Linked DNA regions of Mus musculus: region 1 is linked to region 2. The links are chromatin loops, found by intact Hi-C in ENCODE. Cell type or tissue: left cerebral cortex. All regions are shown on one strand. Links, peaks and the distances in the headings refer to the core of each region. The heading gives the core; the rest is flanking DNA. Region 1 overlaps Utrn (utrophin). Region 2 holds the start of Utrn (utrophin).

Region 1 (9,269 bases), core at 511-8,510, 130 kb after region 2:
TTAAATGGCTACATGAGTAGCTCTTAGAGCATTTTGAGACAGTTTTTTGTTTGTTGTTTTAAAATTTGTTCTTGAAGGCAGGGTCTTAGTTAGTATGGAGCCTAGGCAGTCTTCAAACTCATGAACCTCCTGCCTCAGCCTGTCAGGAGCTGAATTGCAGTATGCATTATCATGCCCACCTTATGGAAAACTTAAGAACCGGAGGCTGAATAAGTCTTCACCTCTGTCCATATTTTGTGATCTGCAGCAGCAATTTCCTGAGAGGCAGCATTATGGAGATCACAAATGAGGCATTGTTTCTGGGTACAAGAACAGTCACTTTTTACTTGGTATCGAGCAGTCCACACGTTTCTGAGTCATCTTTTCTTCTGCTTTTAGATGTTGCTGTGCATCTCCCTGACAAGAAATCCATAATTATGTATTTAACGTCTCTGTTTGAGGTGCTTCCTCAGCAAGTCACGATAGATGCCATCCGAGAGGTGGAGACTCTCCCAAGGAAGTATAAGAAAGAATGTGAAGAGGAAGAAATTCATATCCAGGTGCTGGCTCATTTTTCTCGAAACTTTTGCCGTGCCTGTTTGATTTCCCCCAGGTCAAACTTGTGCAGGGTGTTTTCTGAACATGTGTGTGTGTGTGTGTTTTTTTTTTCTGAGTTCCGTTTTTTATGAAACAGGGAAGTGTTTTGTTTCTCAAGGTGAGTAGCGTCTGGGGCTGTTGATCGTGGTGCTGTGTGGTACGCTAAAAGCTCTACTATGGAGTCAACTGGATGCTGAGTGGTGGATTCTGTTTATGCTGAGAGGCCAAGGCGTTGACCTGGTGTGGGGAACGTTTTCTCTCATGTTGTCCTGGGTAATTTTTGTTAAGTAGTAATTTTCTTTCTGTTTGGGGTCCATTAATAGAGAACTTTTGCCCCCAATATCTTCTCATAAGGATTCTCAAAATACCAGCCTTACTTTCCCTTTCCCCTGGAAGAGGCACTGTACTATAAATCATTCATCAGATTTTTCCAGAAATGGGCTAACAGATGATTTCACCAGCAAATAAATGAGATTTTCCTAAGGAGATATGAATAATGGATTTTTTTCTTTCTCCATTACCCTGGCTTGACTCAACCCATATTTTGTCTCTTTGTGATTTTTGTCTAAAATCCCATTCTTCTTCATTCATAAAAGGAAGACCGTTCAGATTTTCGAAGTCATGCATTTTAGCAACTAAGTCCAGATGTTCACACAGGCGCTGGGGAGATGGCTCAGTCAGTAGAGTGCTCTATGTCCATGCCTGAGGAGCTGAGTTAGGATGCCCTGCATGTACATAGACATCGGGTTTGGTGGTCTCCCTGTATCCTGATGCTGGGAGACAGGGATGGGCGGGTTAGCGGAACTCATGGGTCAGCCAGCATAAGTGAGTCACTGAGCTCCACCTTCAGTGAGAGACACTGTCTCAGTGAAGGAAGGAAGGTGGTGAGTGATTGGAAAATACACTAGATATCAACCTCTGGCTACCACATTCGTGTGAACACACATGCTTACACACCACATAGATATACACATATGAGGAAAAAGAGGGGGTGAGGATTGCAAATTTGTGAGAAGTGCATTTTGGATGAGTGTGTGCCCTGCAGCTTACATGTCACCCTCTGGTACTTGGATGGGGTCAGTGACTTGGCCTCTTGACCACTGTGGTTAATGTTACCTCCTTGGCAAAGGCAACACAAAGAATACTCACTTGCTAAGCCCGTTTCTCTGTCATTACTATAGATTTCTCTCCAGATTTGCTTTGACATTCTCATTTAGCAAATTTGCTTTCATTTTTTTAAAAAAGTTACTCAATTTTCCAATTATAATAATCTTGAACATATCATCTTTTTCCCCTATTTTTATGAGATTCAAAGAGTTTACTTACTCTTTTAGATTTTGGGTGGCATGTAGTAATCATTTTATTTTTATCCATTTAGAAAAAGGAGAAAAACACCTTATTGAATAGGAAAAGGGAGAGATGGAGCCTGATTGTGAATCCTGGTTTCTTTTTAGTTTTGATCATCAAATAATGCAGAAGGAAAACCCTTAACTACTGCAAATTGTTTACCTTGGCTCCTGGACACTGCTTTGGTTCAATGATGTACTTTCACTGGGTGACTAAGATGGTGTTCTGGGCTGTCCTGTAGGTCTTGCCTCTTGTATTTACAGTCATTTCTTCATTGGACTGATTTATTTTTGTTAAAAAGAGAAGATATTTCAATTCTTAGTGTTAAGGCTGTCCTCTCAAAAAGGAAGGGCCATTAAGATGGTTCAGTTGGTAAAAGTGATTGTTTGTTCTGAAGCTTGATGGTTTAGGTTAGATCCGTAGAACTCACATAATGGTAGGAGAGTGCACTATATAATTGTTCACCAGCCTCCGTATGTATGTATATACTCATACAGAAACATAGCAAATCATAGGAAAAAGAAGTGGATTTTACTTATTTTATGGTATTTAGCTAAAACAATCACTTCTTTAGCATGCAAGGTTGGTATGGTAAGAATTTCAGAAACCACTTTCTATTTGTTAATGACTGAGTGGTTTAATGCTCACGCTGTTTATTGTATGCTTTTATTGGTAACTTAGAGGCTAAGTTCCATTAAGTGAGGGAATGATGTGGTCAAGTCTTGATTGTCTCCTCGTTGGCTTGTCTTGCTGTCCACTGTTCTCTAAGGAATGCTGACTGCCAGCCAGCCTTCTCTCTGAATCCTCTTTCTCCCACCATGCTGAGTAGCATTGGGAGGTCAGTAGGCAATCCCTGAGTTTCCCTTTAGAAACACGCCAGTTGAAAAGCTCCTGCGTATTTACATGGAGAGGCTTTGCTGCTTTCCACCCCTCGGGGGGATGCTGGTGCCTACACAGATGACCTTTGGCTGATGACTAGCAGTCCTAGTTTTGCATGTTCTTCCCATTGTCTAGACTTTTGCTTACCTCACCTTCTGAATTATCTTAGCACTGTGACTTCAGGCCTTTAAGTTGAGAGAATGTAGCTTATTTTCCTTCCTATGCCCTGGCATTGTTTGCGTCTTAATTTGCCAGTGTTTTTACTTATGATGACTGGTTTCTTTAACTCCTATAACTCAGTTGAAAACATTCCTTTGATCTCTCCTATAAAACAACATTTTCTGGGCTTCAACCCCAAGTTTTCATGAGGATTTAATACCTCTTATGCTTTAAATTGCAGTCAGAGTAGGCTTTTCTTCATTCCTGATTCTTATGTGTGTTGAATTCCATCTATGAAGGATCTTCTACCTATATGGTCTCTGAGCATGCCTTCCCCTTTTCCTACACTTAAACAGAACCTTTGAGTTTCTCCCTAACCAATTAAGATCCGTCTCTATGTGCCCACAGTCTTTCTTGCCCTGTCAGTATTTTTGTGAACTATGTCAAGAATTTTAAATAGTGACTTAAGACCGTGGAAAGGATAGTGAGGGATTTCAGGCCGGGCGACCTGTGGGTGTGAACACATGAGAGAGACCATTCTCTCTGCTGCCTGAGAAGTGGCTTGGCAGATAGGACTGTGGGTGCCAAGGGTTAGCAAGCCATTGTGGGCCAGAGGAGAGACGGGTGGTGCAGAAGTGGAGAGGTCTGCATGGATTTGAGTTGAACTTTGAAGGTAGGACTAGTTTGCAGATTAAACACGGGAGAGGGAAGAAAGAGGGGTGTGTCCAAGTATATCACCCAGGTTTTTGGCTGTGGTGCCTAGGTGCATGGAGCCTGGGGTAGGTGTTGGCAAGTTTTGGGGTGGGTGAAACAAATGAGTGTTTAAATGTGGGTCTGGTTTGATATATCTTTAAAGATGCTGCAGATGTTATTGCTGCTGAAAGTTAGAAGAGAGTTTTACTAGAAATAAAATATCTATCGAATCTAGATTATTTTTTAAAAATCAAATAGGAATAGATGATATCACTTAGTTAAGGTATATCGAAAGAAGGGAGAAAGAAGTTCAGGAGGGTTACTGCTTGCAGATGGGCAGGGCCACTGGATTGGGAAGGAGAGCTTTGGAAGTCAGGATGGATCGGCTCCAGGCACAGCCACTGGGAGGCTTCTGGAAGAACCACGTGAGACCTGGCTTCTCTTGTTTCCAGTTGGTGCCTGTTATTCCGGCATAGCTGTTATCAGAAACATTTTAATTGATTGGCTAATTGTATGATTACTCTAAAAAGTAAGTCTGGGAAAATGGCTTTGTCAGCTTTTCAGTCATTTGGGGGCAAATGTTGAGACTGTTGAAGCAGACTGTTAAGACTTTGGTGGTAACATGTGTAGGCATGACTTTTACCATTCTCCTCATTTATGTACATGTGGGATAGTTTACACACGTCTTGAAGAAGTTTTGTTTGAATGGAAACAAAGGAACAGCAGAGCCAGTAGGCTTGATTACAAGATCATTAAGTGCATAAAGAGAAACTAGTAAGTTAGAGAAAGATCGGCAGACATTTATTTTACAAGTCCTAACCCTCAAACCACATCCCCCAAACAGAACAGCTCACACACTAGAGGGCTGTTGCCTCAAAACAATGAAACATGAAATCCCATCCGTTCCACAGGTTGTATGTGCGCCCTTGTTCACTGTTTAATACATGGCACCAGAATGCAGGGTCCCTAAAGAATTCTAAGCAGGGGTCAAAGCAGAGTGTCAGGCTCTCTATTCTGTAAACTGCAACCGTTGTTCAAGGGCCAGCATGTTCTTAGTTCTCCATCAAAATTCTCTATGTCTTGAAGTCAAATACTGGCATTTGGAGTTTTATTTTTGTCCAGTGACTCATGTGGGATATTTTTCTCTCCATGCCTCTTCCAATGTGGCGCTTGTGTGTGTACTCTATTTTGTATTTCTTGGCTGTCAGTGTCCTCTGATTAATTCATGGCTTCATTCACTCAGCTCCTGAAAACTGGGGGTTGTCTCCTGAGATCCTAGTCCCTACCTTGGTTTCTCCAGACATTGCTCATGTGGTGAGCGTCTGTATGTTCATGGTTGCTGTGGCTTTGTTTCCACAGAGTGCAGTGCTGGCAGAGGAAGGCCAGAGTCCCCGAGCTGAGACCCCTAGCACCGTCACTGAAGTGGACATGGATTTGGACAGCTACCAGATAGCGCTAGAGGAAGTGCTGACGTGGCTGCTGTCCGCGGAGGACACGTTCCAGGAGCAAGATGACATTTCTGATGATGTCGAAGAAGTCAAAGAGCAGTTTGCTACCCATGAAGTAAATATCTGTGGCCGAGAGCCATATTTTTCCAGGGCCGGGCCTGATTTTTAGGGGTGGTGGTAGGTGGAGTGACTTCACCATTGGCTTGGTATTTACCAAATGATGCTCTGTAAAAAGATCATGATGTAGTGCCTGCATTATTTACGTGGGCTTTGTTAGAAAACTGGAGTGATCGACAGTTCATGAGAATCAGATTTCAGGCAGTCTTGTGACATTTTGTGTATTTTTTTAGAACTGAGGATTAAATCAGTGTGAACATTGTTCCTTTTTGAAATATTGAGCTGTAGTTGCAAATCAACATAGCCAACTAGTATCCCAAATAATCAGGTTTCTCATGCTACCCTAAAAGCCAGTATTTTTATTTGTTGTCTGATTAAGCCAGTGTTATATCCAGTGTTCCTGCACGATTTTATGCAAGGGCAGCTACCTGCTATTTAGAGATAGAATCATGATTTTTCACTCTATGGGAAATTCTTTACGGTTAAGTGGGTTCTTGTGTGTGTGTGTGTGTGTAAGCAGCTCCTCTTCTCCTTCTTCTTCTTCTTCTTCTTCTTCTTCTTCTTCTTCTTCTTCTTCTTCTTCTTCTTCTTCTTCTTCTTCTTCTTCTTCTTCTCTATTTTTACATTAACAACATAATCATCATTTACTTAAGAGATAGCTTAGCTGTTAAAGGTGCTTGCTGCAAAACTGATGATCCAAGGTCGGTCCCTGCAACTCACTTGGTGGAATGACAGATCCACCTCTTATGAGCTGTCCTGTGATTCCCTATATGTGTGTTGAAATGCTGAACATGGTGTGTGTACATGGACACATTCACGGGTGAATGGGGATACACACCCATGAATAGTTGTAAAACTTTTAAAATCTACTATTATCATCCATAACATTGTTTTCTTTGATCTAGCTTTCTCTTGAGTTATGGTTAATACCAAATCTCTCATTTCAGAGCTTTCCACCTTTGGTGAAAGCCTCCTCCGTCTTTGCTTTGCACAGGTTCCTTTCTCTGGGGCGTTGCTGTTGGGCTTATGCACTACCAGTTTGTTGTTTCATGTCTTCGCAGCAAGTGACTCACTAACTACCACAATCTCCTTTGCTAGACTTTTATGATGGAGCTGACAGCACACCAGAGCAGCGTGGGGAGCGTCCTGCAGGCTGGCAACCAGCTGATGACACAAGGGACTCTGTCAGAGGAGGAGGAGTTTGAGATCCAGGAACAGATGACCTTGCTGAATGCAAGGTGGGAGGCGCTCCGGGTGGAGAGCATGGAGAGGCAGTCCCGGTGAGTGGAGCTCAAGGACCGAGAGCCTGACTCCCCAGACCACAGTGCACAGTGACACTCAAGTACAGGCCTGCGGGGCTGTGACTAAAATCAGTACAGGGCAAGCCTTCCACTGTCCTCACACCGCTCTGTGAGTCTCATCTCTGTCAAGATCATAGAGGACAGTTGGAATGCAGAGGGTAGTAAGAGGGGAAGTTATATTTTGCATGGGTGATATTGTAATTTTATATTTGTTACAGTGATAAAACACCCTGGCCAAAAAGGCAACTTAAGGGAGGAAAGGATTTATTTTAGCTAACAATTCCAGGTTTTGGTCTCATTTTGGGGACCCCCGAGGAGTGGGAGCTTGAATTCAGTAGTCATGTCACTGCACAGTGAGGAGCAGAGAAGAATGACTGTGCCCATGCTAGTGCCCAACTGGCTTTCTTTACTTTCATACAGTCCAGGGCCCCAACCAGGGAGTGGTGCTGCTCGGTTTCAGACTAGCCTTCCTATATCAATTAGGTTAATAATCAATGCAGCTCCCCACAGACAAGGCCTCAGGTTAACCTCATTTAGACAGCCCCCTCATTGAGGCTGTCACCACAGGACAGTGTGCCACGGGCCTACTTACTGTTCAGTGGTCTGTAACAGTTTAAAGAGCAGGCTTATACCATGGTCTGTTTCACTTTCCACGTTGTGATTCGCGTTCCGGTGCCGTTTCCACCAATTTAATACGCCAGGAATTCCTGAGTGTAGAAACAATGATTCTGTTTTGAATACAGGGAGCTGTTATTTATATTCCTGACTGCCCTTAATGAACTCCAGTTATGAATCAAATCAGAGCTTTCCCCCTTAGTTTCTATACTGATGGACTCTCTGCTACTTGGATGGTTAGGGTACACAAGGCTGTGTTTTCCTGCCCCCGCTTCCCTGGTGCTCAGAGTGGGTGCCCGTGCCAGGGGACAAGCCCGAGGGAATGACACTCTGTCCTCCTGGCCAGGCTGCACGACGCTCTGATGGAGCTGCAGAAGAAACAGCTGCAGCAGCTCTCAAGCTGGCTGGCCCTCACAGAAGAGCGCATTCAGAAGATGGAGAGCCTCCCGCTGGGTGATGACCTGCCCTCCCTGCAGAAGCTGCTTCAAGAACATAAAGTAAATTTGCTGCTTGTTCCTTTTCTACTTCCTTGTGTAGGAAGAGTGCTGAGCTGACCCGGGGCCTGATGGCTTCTCTCGGTGTGGAGTTGGGCTACTTCTTCCCTGTTGCTTTTTATTCAGAAGGTGTTCGTTGGGAGGTGACATTTTGGAAAGAGACAGCTTTGCACACATGTCCATGTCTTTCTTCTGAAAGTGTGTGACATTTGTCACATTTGGCAAGGGTGATTTGTTTGTTTTTTGTTTTTTTTTGTTTTGTTTTATTTTTTTTATAAATCTTTTTAATAAAGATTAATTTATTTATTATTATAAGTACACTGTAGCTGTCTTCAGATGCACCAGAAGAGAGCATCAGATCTCATTACGGATGGTTGTGAGCCACCATGTGGTTGCTGGGATTTGAACTCAGGACCTTCGGAAGAGTAGTTGGTTCTCTTAACCACTGAGCCATCTCTCCAGCCAGGCAAGGGTGGTTTTGGACTCACAAGTGCATGAGAACCTGAACATATGGGCAGGAATACACAGTGTGGGTGGAGAAAGAAACAGGGATATATACTTATACTTAATTAGGATTAGGATATATACCCAATCCTGTCAGGGAGACTGTTACCTCTTTTTTTTTTCTTTTTAAAAAAGATTTACTTTATTTATTATATGTAAGTACACTAGCTATCTTCAGACACCAGAAGACGGAATCAGATGGTTTTGAGCCACCATGTGGTTGCTGGGATTTGAATTCAGGACCTCCGGAAGAGCAGTCAGTGCTCTTAACCGCTGAGCCATCTCTCTAGCCCCCCGTTACCTCTTTTCAGAAGAGCATGAAGTGCTGAGTGAGGAACCAGCACATGGTGGACAGTGTGGTTTGGTTCTGAGATGAGTGGTTCGGTTTTTATAGCAGAAGAAAGGTAGAATTTTGTTGATCAGTGAAACATCTAGATAGCTGATACTAAGGCTTTAGGGTCACATGAAACACTACCCAAGAGGCATTTCACCATACTCTTGCTACTGTTTAAACCAATTACTCTCTACAGATGTCTAATGACTGTTCTCTTCCTGTGGAAGAGGGAAGTGAAGGTGTCCATATGCTTGTTCTTGGTTGCTCTCTTGGGGAGCTAATCAGAATAGCTTCTATGAGTCATACAGCCTTTTCCTCATTTTGCACATTATGGAACTACAGAAAATGACCTCTGATTCTATTTGCTTAAACTCTGGGTTTTTAGAGTAGTCAGGTCTACATTTTTGTCTTTTTTATTTTCCAGTGTCTCATTGTGTACCACTAGCTGACTTGGAACTTTCTATGTAGACCACGATGGCCTTGCACTCACTGCGATCCTCCTGTCCCTGCCTCTTTAGTGCTGGGATACCTGCATATGGATATATTTTTATTTTAATTCCTAGAATAGACACAGATTTTCTTCTTTTCCTCCTTTCCTTCTTCCTTCTCATCTTCTTCTACCTCGACTTGTTTTTTTGGGAAGAATTAGGACTGAAAATGGCACACATTGTCACACATTTACAATTGGTTTTGAAGTTGCACTCGCAGACTCTGGCTCCTAATGAAATGTAAGGGTGTGTTCAGGTTTCTTTCTTTAGTATGGTACTTAGGGTAATGGTTGGGAATGGCAATACCATGCCTC
Region 2 (9,269 bases), core at 686-8,685:
CTTCTGCTACTCCTCAGGCCCAAAAGCAAAGGCCAGCCTCAGCCTGAATCGGATGAAACCGAGAGCTAACAGAAGTCTTACCTGTCAGTCACAGAGATGGTAATCTATACAACATGTTTGATCTGATAGCAGGAATCTCCAATGTTTTTGCTTACATGTCTTATCTCACCTGAATGAATTCTACGTTCTTCAAGGGCAAGATCTATGTTGGATTTCTATGTATCATCTGCCTCAGTAGGCCTTATATAGATGCTTGTTAATGGAAGGAATGAAAGTGAATGAGATCAAGTCATATCAGTTCCCAGTTGGTGTTTAGGTTCTATTTGGCTTGTATGAAGAATGCCCTCCAAGGTGAAGTTGTTAAGTCAGAGACTTTATAAAAAAGTCTTTTCCAAGACTTCCTTCAGTCCCAGCCCACAGTACTTAGAGACTCCAGAGGTTTTCAACTGGTAATTAACACAAGGCTAGTGAATTATTTTTACTGGCTCATAAATTAACCCTTGAGTACTAAGGAAGCAATAAGCCGTAATCAATCTGCTTCGACTTTGGTTGCTATTTTTATTTCCTTCTCCAAGTTTTATCAGGAAAACAGTAATGGGAACACGTTAGAATGAAATGTATAATAAAAATGCATACATAACACAAACTTCATTACGTCCGTGATAGGTCTCGGCTAAGCCCGTAAACTCCCAACAAGTTCTGCAAACAGATGTAAGTTTGCTTGGAAAAATAGAAAATAAATAAATAAATAACTAGATAAATAAAGGTTTGGCAGATGGTGCCACTGGTAAGACCCCTACTGAATACTAAAGTCTGAAGACCTGAGTCTGATTCCTGGGTCCCACAGAAAGGTGTAAGGTGAAAGCTGGCTCTACAAAGTTGAGACAGAGAGAATTTAGATAGGTATGATATTTGTGTCTACTGTCACCAGCACCCCAAATACACACAACACACACACACACACACACACACACACACACACACACACACACACACGGTAAAAATTTTAAAGGTCAGCACCAACACTATTTGTGTATATGAACATATAAGGACACTTGGGATTGTTTAGACAGCATTTAAAATGATGCAAAAGAAATTTCCATAAAATAAATATACCCCTGGATTTAGAACCCCAAACTCAACAACCTCAGTAAACTGAAATGGGGCGAATTGGCCAGAAGGTTGAGATTTATGTAAGATAATAATAAAAAAAATTAAAAGTACTGTTGATAAGAGACCTAGTGTGCCTAGAGGGGTGTGACACACATTTTCGGACAATTTGAATAAAGGGCACGGTGCGTGCGCGCGGTGACTATTCCAGCTTCTGGCTTCCAGCACGCACGACTGGTTCCGGGATTCTCGCACCGCGCACCGCACGGAGCCGGCTGCTGCGGGCTGGGAGGGCGCCTAGGGCTAGCGCTGATTGACCGGGCGCGCGGTCAGGTGACCCGAAGCGCCACGTTCTGGGAGCCCGGCCCGCGGTGGCTTCCCAGGCCGGGGCAGGACCGAACCCGGAGCCGAGGGGGACTGGTCTCCCCGGGAGAACAAAGTTGCCCGGCCTGGGGCCCCGGGGCGCGCGAGCGGCGAGACGGCGGGTCCGACCTGCGGGATCCACGGCTCCGAGGCTGGGCGATTCGTGCTGGGAGACGCGAGCCCCTACCCGGGGTGGCGGGCGGACCCAGCAGCGCCCCACCCTCGCTCTCCAACAAAGGGGCCGGCGGCAGCCGGAGGAGGACCTGGAGGAGGAGCCGGAGCGGCGAGCAGCTCTCGCGCACAAAGTTGTGGAGTCGCCCTTCCCCCGAGGAGGGGAGCGGGCAGCGCCGGGCGCGGGATTTCTCCCGCCCAGGGCCGAGGAGGAGCCCTGGGCTCCTCAGCCGATCGGGCCACCTCGGGGAGCGGCGCCCCTTTTCTTTCGGGTCATTCCTGCAGAGGGAAAACTCCTGCGTGCGCCTGCCCCCAGGCTAGCGTTTGGACTGTTTTGTTTTTGGCGGAACTACCGGGCAGGAAGATTGCACAAGTCAGGGGGCGTTTCCAATCGGGTGTCAATTTTGGATCTCCCCCCCCCCCACCCCCCTTTGGATCTTGTCGGGCTTTCCACGTTTCACTTAAAAAAAATTCTTGTAACGTCCAAGGCAAGCTCCCCACCACCCGAACACGCCCAGAGGAACCTTGGGGCCTCTGGGACTTGGCTAGCAGGTAAGCCCATGCATTATTGAAGCTTCGGTCTGGGTAATGTGACCGCAGTCCCCTAGGGAATGGGGCGGGGGTTGAAAGGAGGTGGGACCTTTCTGCAGTTCCACCGCCCGGGTCCCGAAGTAGCTGTAGCCAACTTCTGCACTTTCCCTGGAAGCTCAGCGTCCCCTGCCTGGGCGGGAGAGAGCTGGGTTGAGAAGGTGGGAATCTGTACTGGTCGCCAAGGTCTCAGATTCCTAGGTCTAGTTTAGTACTGTTGTTTTGTCTCTCCCTGAGAGGAGAGGCTGTCTGTCGCCTGTCCGTTTACCGCCCCGAGCCGGGCAGCAGGACTAGCGATCTCCAAGAGGGGACGTGGCCTCTTCTGAGAGCTTGTCACACACCTCCGGTCCCGGGAAGGCGGGGCCCGGGCGGTGTCCGGGAGGAGAGGGTGGGGAGGGCGGTTGTGCGGTGGGAGGGTTGGGGAGAGCTTCCTAGCCGGCCTCCAGGCTGGGGGCGTGCTCGACCTCTCTGTGGTTGCCGTTCCTGAGGGTGGGGCCCCAGTGTGGCGAGGTGGCAAGCCTGCAGCTGTGGAGAGACAGAGGGGATAGGGGTACCTCATTGGTGCGCAGTCCCGCCCGGCCGCCTGCTTTTCCGGACTCTTGGCATCCCTCACTGCAACTGACAAGGTAATTCATGCCCCTCTTTGGCCTGGGTCTGAGGCTCTGCTTGCCCAAGGCCACTTACAAAACCAACAAAGGGCTAATTGTAGGCTGTGCAACTTTTAGAAGGCACATTGTTCAAAGAGACTTTTCAAGTCCCTGGATTCCGACCGTGTGGCGTTCCAGGGTTATTTCAAGGGGAGGAGAAAACGTGTGTGACTCTTCAGAGTCAGGGACCCGCCTTTTTTAAACCCCCAAATTGGAGATCCTGGGTGTAATTCCGGGCCCCACTCTCTGGAGTCACTGAGGTATCATCCTTTATTCTTCTAGCCTTCAGATCACCTGGGTCACCAGGATCTGGAGAGGTGGCCTCTCCATGCGTTTAAGTGGGAGGGTCTGCCGCGGCCAGAGCGCACGAATTCCAAGAGAGATGGGATCTCCAGGGTGGCATGGCAGCAGTCTCATCGTCCCGTTGGAACTTGCCCTGGGCCTGTGAAGTCAGGCTGGACCCTCGGGGGCTGGCTGCTGGTGGCGCTGGAGAAGCAGCCTGCTGATAACGCTAGTGCCTGCCAGAGCTGGAGGAATTCGAAGCTCTTGTGGGTCGTTCAGTCCCGAGGACAAGGCAGTGAGGGGCATGGGCCATTCCTGCTGAAGTCCCCCCACCCCCTCACCAGCGTTTATGAGGCTTTCGAGATAGCTTTAACTCTCCTTTGGGTGTTTACTCAAAATTTATTGCGCCTGTAAACAGCATTAATCACAGTGGCATTAACCTTCCCTGGAGCGCTTCTTAGTGTGAATGGCAGTTCTTGGCACTCAGCGGTTTCCTTTACAAGCAGAAGGGCAAACTTGTTCTTCGGCATCCCTCTTCACTATCGCCAGCATTCCTAGCTTTTGGTTACTTGTGAGTGACTAGGTTTCCTCCACAGCCGTCTGGATGAATATTCCCTTAGGATGACACCGTTTGAATGTTGTGTATTCTTGAACTTTTGCCTATAAAGCCATCACCCCTGGCGTTCTGTTCTGGTATAACTAAGAAGCGTCCACCCTGAAGGGGGAACTGGCGCCTGTGCTGTGGTGCGTGTAGGTTTCAGTAGGGGAAACACTCGGTCAACGTCACCAGCTGTCATTTTGAGGGAAGAGAACGGAGGACAGCAATTGCATAGGAGCCCTATACAACCTCCGGGTCATTCACCTCTAGTTTCTCCCTTATCCGGGTGTAGAGTGTGGCTACTTCCATTCCACCAGTGTGGATGGCGGCAGAATGTCTTTGGGACACATTGTTACTAAGAAAGCCTTGGTTCTAGCCCAATGTAACTTGAACAGCCTGATAGAGTTGCAGTAGCATTTTATTTATGTTATTTTGAGAAAGGGTCTCACTGTGTGGCCTAGGCTGGCCTTGAACTGGCACTCCTCTTGCTTCAGCCTCTGAAGTAGCTGGGGTTATAGGTGTGCACCACTACACCTGGTTGGCATCTGGGAGTTTGGAAGGAGGTATCCTTAAACTCTCCAACTCACATGGAGCTCCTGGGACATTCGTGGCAACAAGAGTTGGTGGCTCTTAAATGTTGTTGTTTTTCTTTTTTCTTTTTATTGGATATTTTCTCTTTCTTTCTTTCTCCCTTTTCTTTTCTTTTCTTTTCTTTTCTTTTCTTTTCTTTTCTTTTCTTTTCTTTTCTTTTCCTTTCCTTTCCTTTCCTTTCCTTTCCTTTCCTTTCCTTTCCTTTCTTTTCTTAGACAGGGTTTCTCTGTGTGGCCCTGGCTGTCCTGAACTCACTCGGATATTTTCTTTATTTACATTTCAAATGATTTCCCCTTTCACGCTGTTCAATGTTTTAGTGTGTCCCTCTTCATTCTTTTCTAGCTCATTGATTTTTTTTTTCTGATGTTTTTGCAGTGTAGTAGGGATTTGTATTAGGAAGAAGACACGACTGGAAAAATTATCCCAATGTGAAAGGCAGAATCAAACATCACGATGAAATGGCATTATTGGATCTATGCAAATGAAACGCAACCCTGTGCACAAGTTAACTTTACCTCAAAATCAAATCGGTGACAGTGTTTGTGTGTGAGTGCGTGTGTGTGTGTGTGTGTGTGTGTGTGTGAGAGAGAGAGAGAGAGAGAGAGAGAGAGAGAGCATGTGTGCATTTTTAAAAGATGGCTCAGTGGTTAAGAGAGAGTCCACGTTCACTATCTTATGTCCATTTTTGGCCTCCTTGGGCACTAGACAGTCAAGGCAGACATTCACACAAAAATTTAAAAAATTCATTTTTCGACATTTATTTATCGAATGTGTGGTGATCAGGTTTAGGGGCAGGTCTCTTTCTAACAGAGTGGAAACATTTTTGGAAGCCTAACTGGAGGTCCCTGCATAAAGCCCCTTGGGAAGTGGCACTGGACTTGTCTTTCAAAGGAACTTCATTCCAGGAAAGAGACTTTTTCTTAGACAGCCGGGATTTCCTGTAATTAAATGTTTACATATTCTGTGGACAAGATTTTGGTTCTCTAATATATTAAGGATACACATAAAAGTTTAGAAAATCTTTCACACTCTGTACCTCAAGATAGGAATATATTTGCTTTTGATTATATTCTTTGTAGGGAGCTGTTCCGTGACCCCCTAGTCTCATGTAGCTCAGGCCGCCCTCAAACTCTCTGTGTAGCAGAAGGTGGCGTTAAACTCTGTCTTCTCCAACTGGGGTTACTTGTTCACTCCTGGCGAAAGCTGCTTGGCAAATGGCCAGGCTGCCAGTCCTCTTCGCTGGTTACTTTTGACTTTCATTTTGTTTTTGTAGTTCTGGGGATCGAACTCAGGACCATGCATGCACACCCTGCAGGCTACCATTAAGGCTCATCCTCAGCCCTTTTAGTTTATTTTTAATTTTTAGACAGGTAGCCTAGACTAGTTTGGGATTTACTCTGTAGCTCAGGCTAGCCTAGGATATTGAGGACCCTTTTTCCTCTGTCTCTTAAATGCTGGGGTTACAGCTGTGAGTCACTATACCCAGGTCTGTAAATCCTTAATAACCATAAAGTCAGAATAAACATTTAAGAATTTTTTTAATGTCCTTTAAAGTCTGGGAGACTGATGAAGCAATCCATATATGGAGAGGAAATGGTTCTTAAAGCTTTAACAGTTTCCCAGTGTTCCTTCGCTTCTACTGCATTCACTCTCATTTTGCTCTTATTAATGGACTCTACTCATTTCCTGACTTGCAGAAAGAAAAGTTATTATGTTGCATAATGTTAATATTTATATAATAAAGTACTGTTTGCTACGGTGAATGACTATTGAATAATGGAACACACAACTATTACACAAATAAGAAATTTAAAATAACAATATAGTACAATTCATTCTTCGAAGTAAGGATTCATGCTGGAGAGATGGCTCCTTGGCTCAGAGCACTTCTTACTTTCCCAGAGGCTCCAGGTTCAGTTCCTAGCACCCACTGTGGGCGACTCAAGACTACTGGTAACTCCACTTTTAGGGAATGGAACACTCTTTTCTGGCTTTCGAAGGTATCAGGAATTAACAGAGACAAAAATGCAGGCACTCACATGTACACATAAAAATATTTTAAAATCGTAAAGAAGAACCACTAAAGAATTGGTGGTCCATTACTACCTAGAAAGAAACCCTAGTTCTGACATTTGCTTCTCTCTCTCTCTCTTTTTTTTTTGAGGTGGTGGGGGTCTGACTTGGCAGCTCAAGCCGACCTAGAACTCAGTGATCTGTCATCTCAGGGATGACAGACACAAACCACCTTGCCTGGCTCTGACGCGTGTTTTAATGTGTGAATTAGTGTACTTTCTCTGCAGATTACTGTTGGGATGTCTTGACTCTGATATTCCTAAGTAGTGATTAAGTTCATTGACATTGGGGCGCTCTTAAAGGGGGCCGTGGTCTGGAAGAGACAGAGAGACTGAGCTGAGAGACTGAGCTTGGCTCCTCTCTGGGCAGTGTAATCCAGGAAGCTCGGGAGCAGAGAGGAGCAGTGTTTGCTGGCGTTCTTAATGAACGGGTGCTCCTGCAGGGCAGATCTTCAGATCTTTAGGCCCTGGAGATATTTCTCACAGTTACTGAAGATTGGATTGTTTTATCTGAGTGGTACCTACCCATGTACAGCAGAATTGGTGTCATGACCCTTCCAGAATGAAGTTTTTATCAGTGGGCAACATGGCTATCTACATTTCTACATACATCTACAAGCCGTACCACCCCTGAGGTCCAGATCCGTATTTCCCGAATGCTCCCTTTCTCTTTCTGTGTCTCAGAAGCACCTTACACTGAGAAAATCCAAACCGCATCCATTCTTCTCTGTAATGTCCTCAGCGGTTCCCAACCGAGTAGTAGTTCGTCTACTTCTGAGCTGCCCTGTGCCAGCTGAGTCACTCAGCATGCTAGTATCCTGCGTCTCTAATGCCAGGGCTGTCCCTGAGTCTTATTGACCTTTTATTTAATATCCTGTGTATCTATTTATTTTTTTTCCATCTAATCCATTGAGGCCACAATCACATATTGCTTATATTAACAGCGTTATAACAGAGAGATTAGCACAACAGATACAGAGCTGCTCGTATTTTCTTTATAACATTTACTTCCTCTGCCTGTGTGTATCTTTGCATGTATGCTTGTGCGTATCGATTTGTATATATATAAATGCATAGACGTCGAAGATCCTGTCATACTTCTCACTAATGACTTCATAGTGTCTCCTACAATGGAAGATATCCTCCTCCCTAACATCGCTGCTAACTAATCCTGCAGTGTAACATTGGTATAATAATATTGCCTAAAGTAAACCCTAAAATGTTTTCTTTGAAAATTCAACCCAGGATAGTATTTGGTGGTCAGGTCTCTTTTGTTTTGTTTAATCCATGAAGAAACTACCTTTCTTTGGGTGGTTTTTGTTTGAGTGACACTGGGCCTGTGGGATGTGTGTGTTGTTTGTGTGTATTATAGTTTGGAGGCCAGAGATTGGCATAGTGCCTTATTTTTGAGACAGGATCTCTCATTGAACCTGGGGCTCGCTGGTTGGCTATGATCCTTTGTTTCCAGAGGAAGTAGTTGGAAACAGGCATTGCTGGCACATGCCCATGCTTGCTTCCCTCTTTTATTTTTATAAAATTCGAGGGATTGAAGTCAGGTTCCCATGATTGTGCAGTAGGCTCTTTACCCACAGACCCATCTCCTAATTCCCTAGGCCTTTTGTTTTGATAGCCTCTTCCAATTTGTGTGCCCATGATAAGCCTCATGATTGATTCTCCGACAGACAGAGATACTCAACAGAGGGTGCGCTGTGATTCCATTTATCACCTGAGGCCCCATTGATGCTTTTGTAAAGTCTGGTCAAGCGTGGGATTATTTTTCTCTAACGCAGTAGCATGAAACAATTTCAGATGCAGAGAAGAGCTGAAATGTTTCCATTCGACATCTCCTTTCTCACGGCCTAAGTTCTTTAATGAGAGCACTGCTCTAATGTACTGTAGTCCTTGGTGCTTCCTGAGTTACTCTGGTCTACTGACAAGCCATGGTGTGAACGGGCTTATGTCACCTCTCTGATTGTCCTTCTCCTCAGACAGGTATCCAAGCCTCTCTAGGAATCTCTGGCCCCAGCTTTCTTCCTCGGCTGTGTGACGTGCTTCCCAAAAGCAGGACTTAGCCCCCTGCCTCCCAGTTCTCAGCGGCGCTAATATTTCACATACCAAGCTCTTCTCTTTTCTACTTGCCCTGTAGCTAGTGAACTTCTTCCTCTCCTTGAAGGATAGACCCAAATGTCATTGCTTAGGAAGGCCTTCTCAGTGGCCCTGGGCAGGTGTGACTCGTCCACTTTATGACTTTATGACTTTATCTTTCTCTTCCGGACTGCTGTCAGTCATCAGGGTTGTAATGAGGTCATTGATTATAGAGTGAATTTCATTTTATCCGTGAAGCTCGGTGTCCATAAGCCTCACTCACGTGGAAGAGGCTGTGCTAAATAAAGCCTCATGTGGATGTGCTCAGGAAGCCACTCCGTAACTGTGTCTTAGACTATATGTGGCTGGAGATGGCTTAGCAGTTAAGTACTTGACACCCCACCTCAGTATCCGTGCAGATGCCCGGCACATTTGGCAGCCTGTTTGTAATCCCAGCACGTGGGATGTGAGTTCAGGGGAACCCTGGGGTTCAAACAGAGACCCTGCTTTAACATAAAAGGTAGAGAGCAGCAGTTGAGGCAGACACCCAAGTGTCAGCCTCTGACCTCCACGTGCACATGCACACATGTACATGCACACCCACCCCTTTCACATGTGCACACACAGACCTGTGCCAGAAGCAAAGGAAAAAACAAATAAGGAATATGTTTCTGTATTTCTACTCAATACTTTCTCTTTTCCTGTTAGGTATTCATGCTAGCCTGGACCATTTTTCAGATTTAGCCTTCAGAAGAGGATCTG

The links. Peaks named below come from ENCODE experiments on the same cell type or tissue, not always from the same donor. Only the 100,000 strongest peaks of a DNase experiment are listed, where the experiment ranks them.
Region 1: a loop joins it to region 2, with 2.0 times the contacts of the local background. A loop is called at or near these places in 9 of 42 quality-filtered maps.

What each region holds. Positions count from the first base shown.
Region 1 is chr10:12,735,315-12,744,583 of GRCm38, reverse strand. It overlaps Utrn (utrophin), which reads left to right. Exons shown (of 74, transcript NM_011682.4): 8 at 379-539; 9 at 5,014-5,217; 10 at 6,318-6,499; 11 at 7,482-7,632. Among named protein-coding and RNA genes, the nearest start is that of Utrn, 120 kb to the left of the region's middle. In left cerebral cortex, for the core only: no CTCF peak of the experiment used is centred there; DNase peaks (open chromatin) are centred at 4,825 and 5,111; H3K27ac peaks cover 204 bases.
Region 2 is chr10:12,861,682-12,870,950 of GRCm38, reverse strand. Utrn (utrophin) reads left to right here and starts at 9,216. Exons shown (of 74, transcript NM_011682.4): 1 at 9,216-9,269. In left cerebral cortex, for the core only: CTCF peaks have their summits at 2,726 and 3,864 (motif pointing right); DNase peaks (open chromatin) are centred at 1,735, 2,426, 2,798, 3,324 and 1 more place; H3K4me3 peaks cover 3,129 bases; H3K27ac peaks cover 2,248 bases.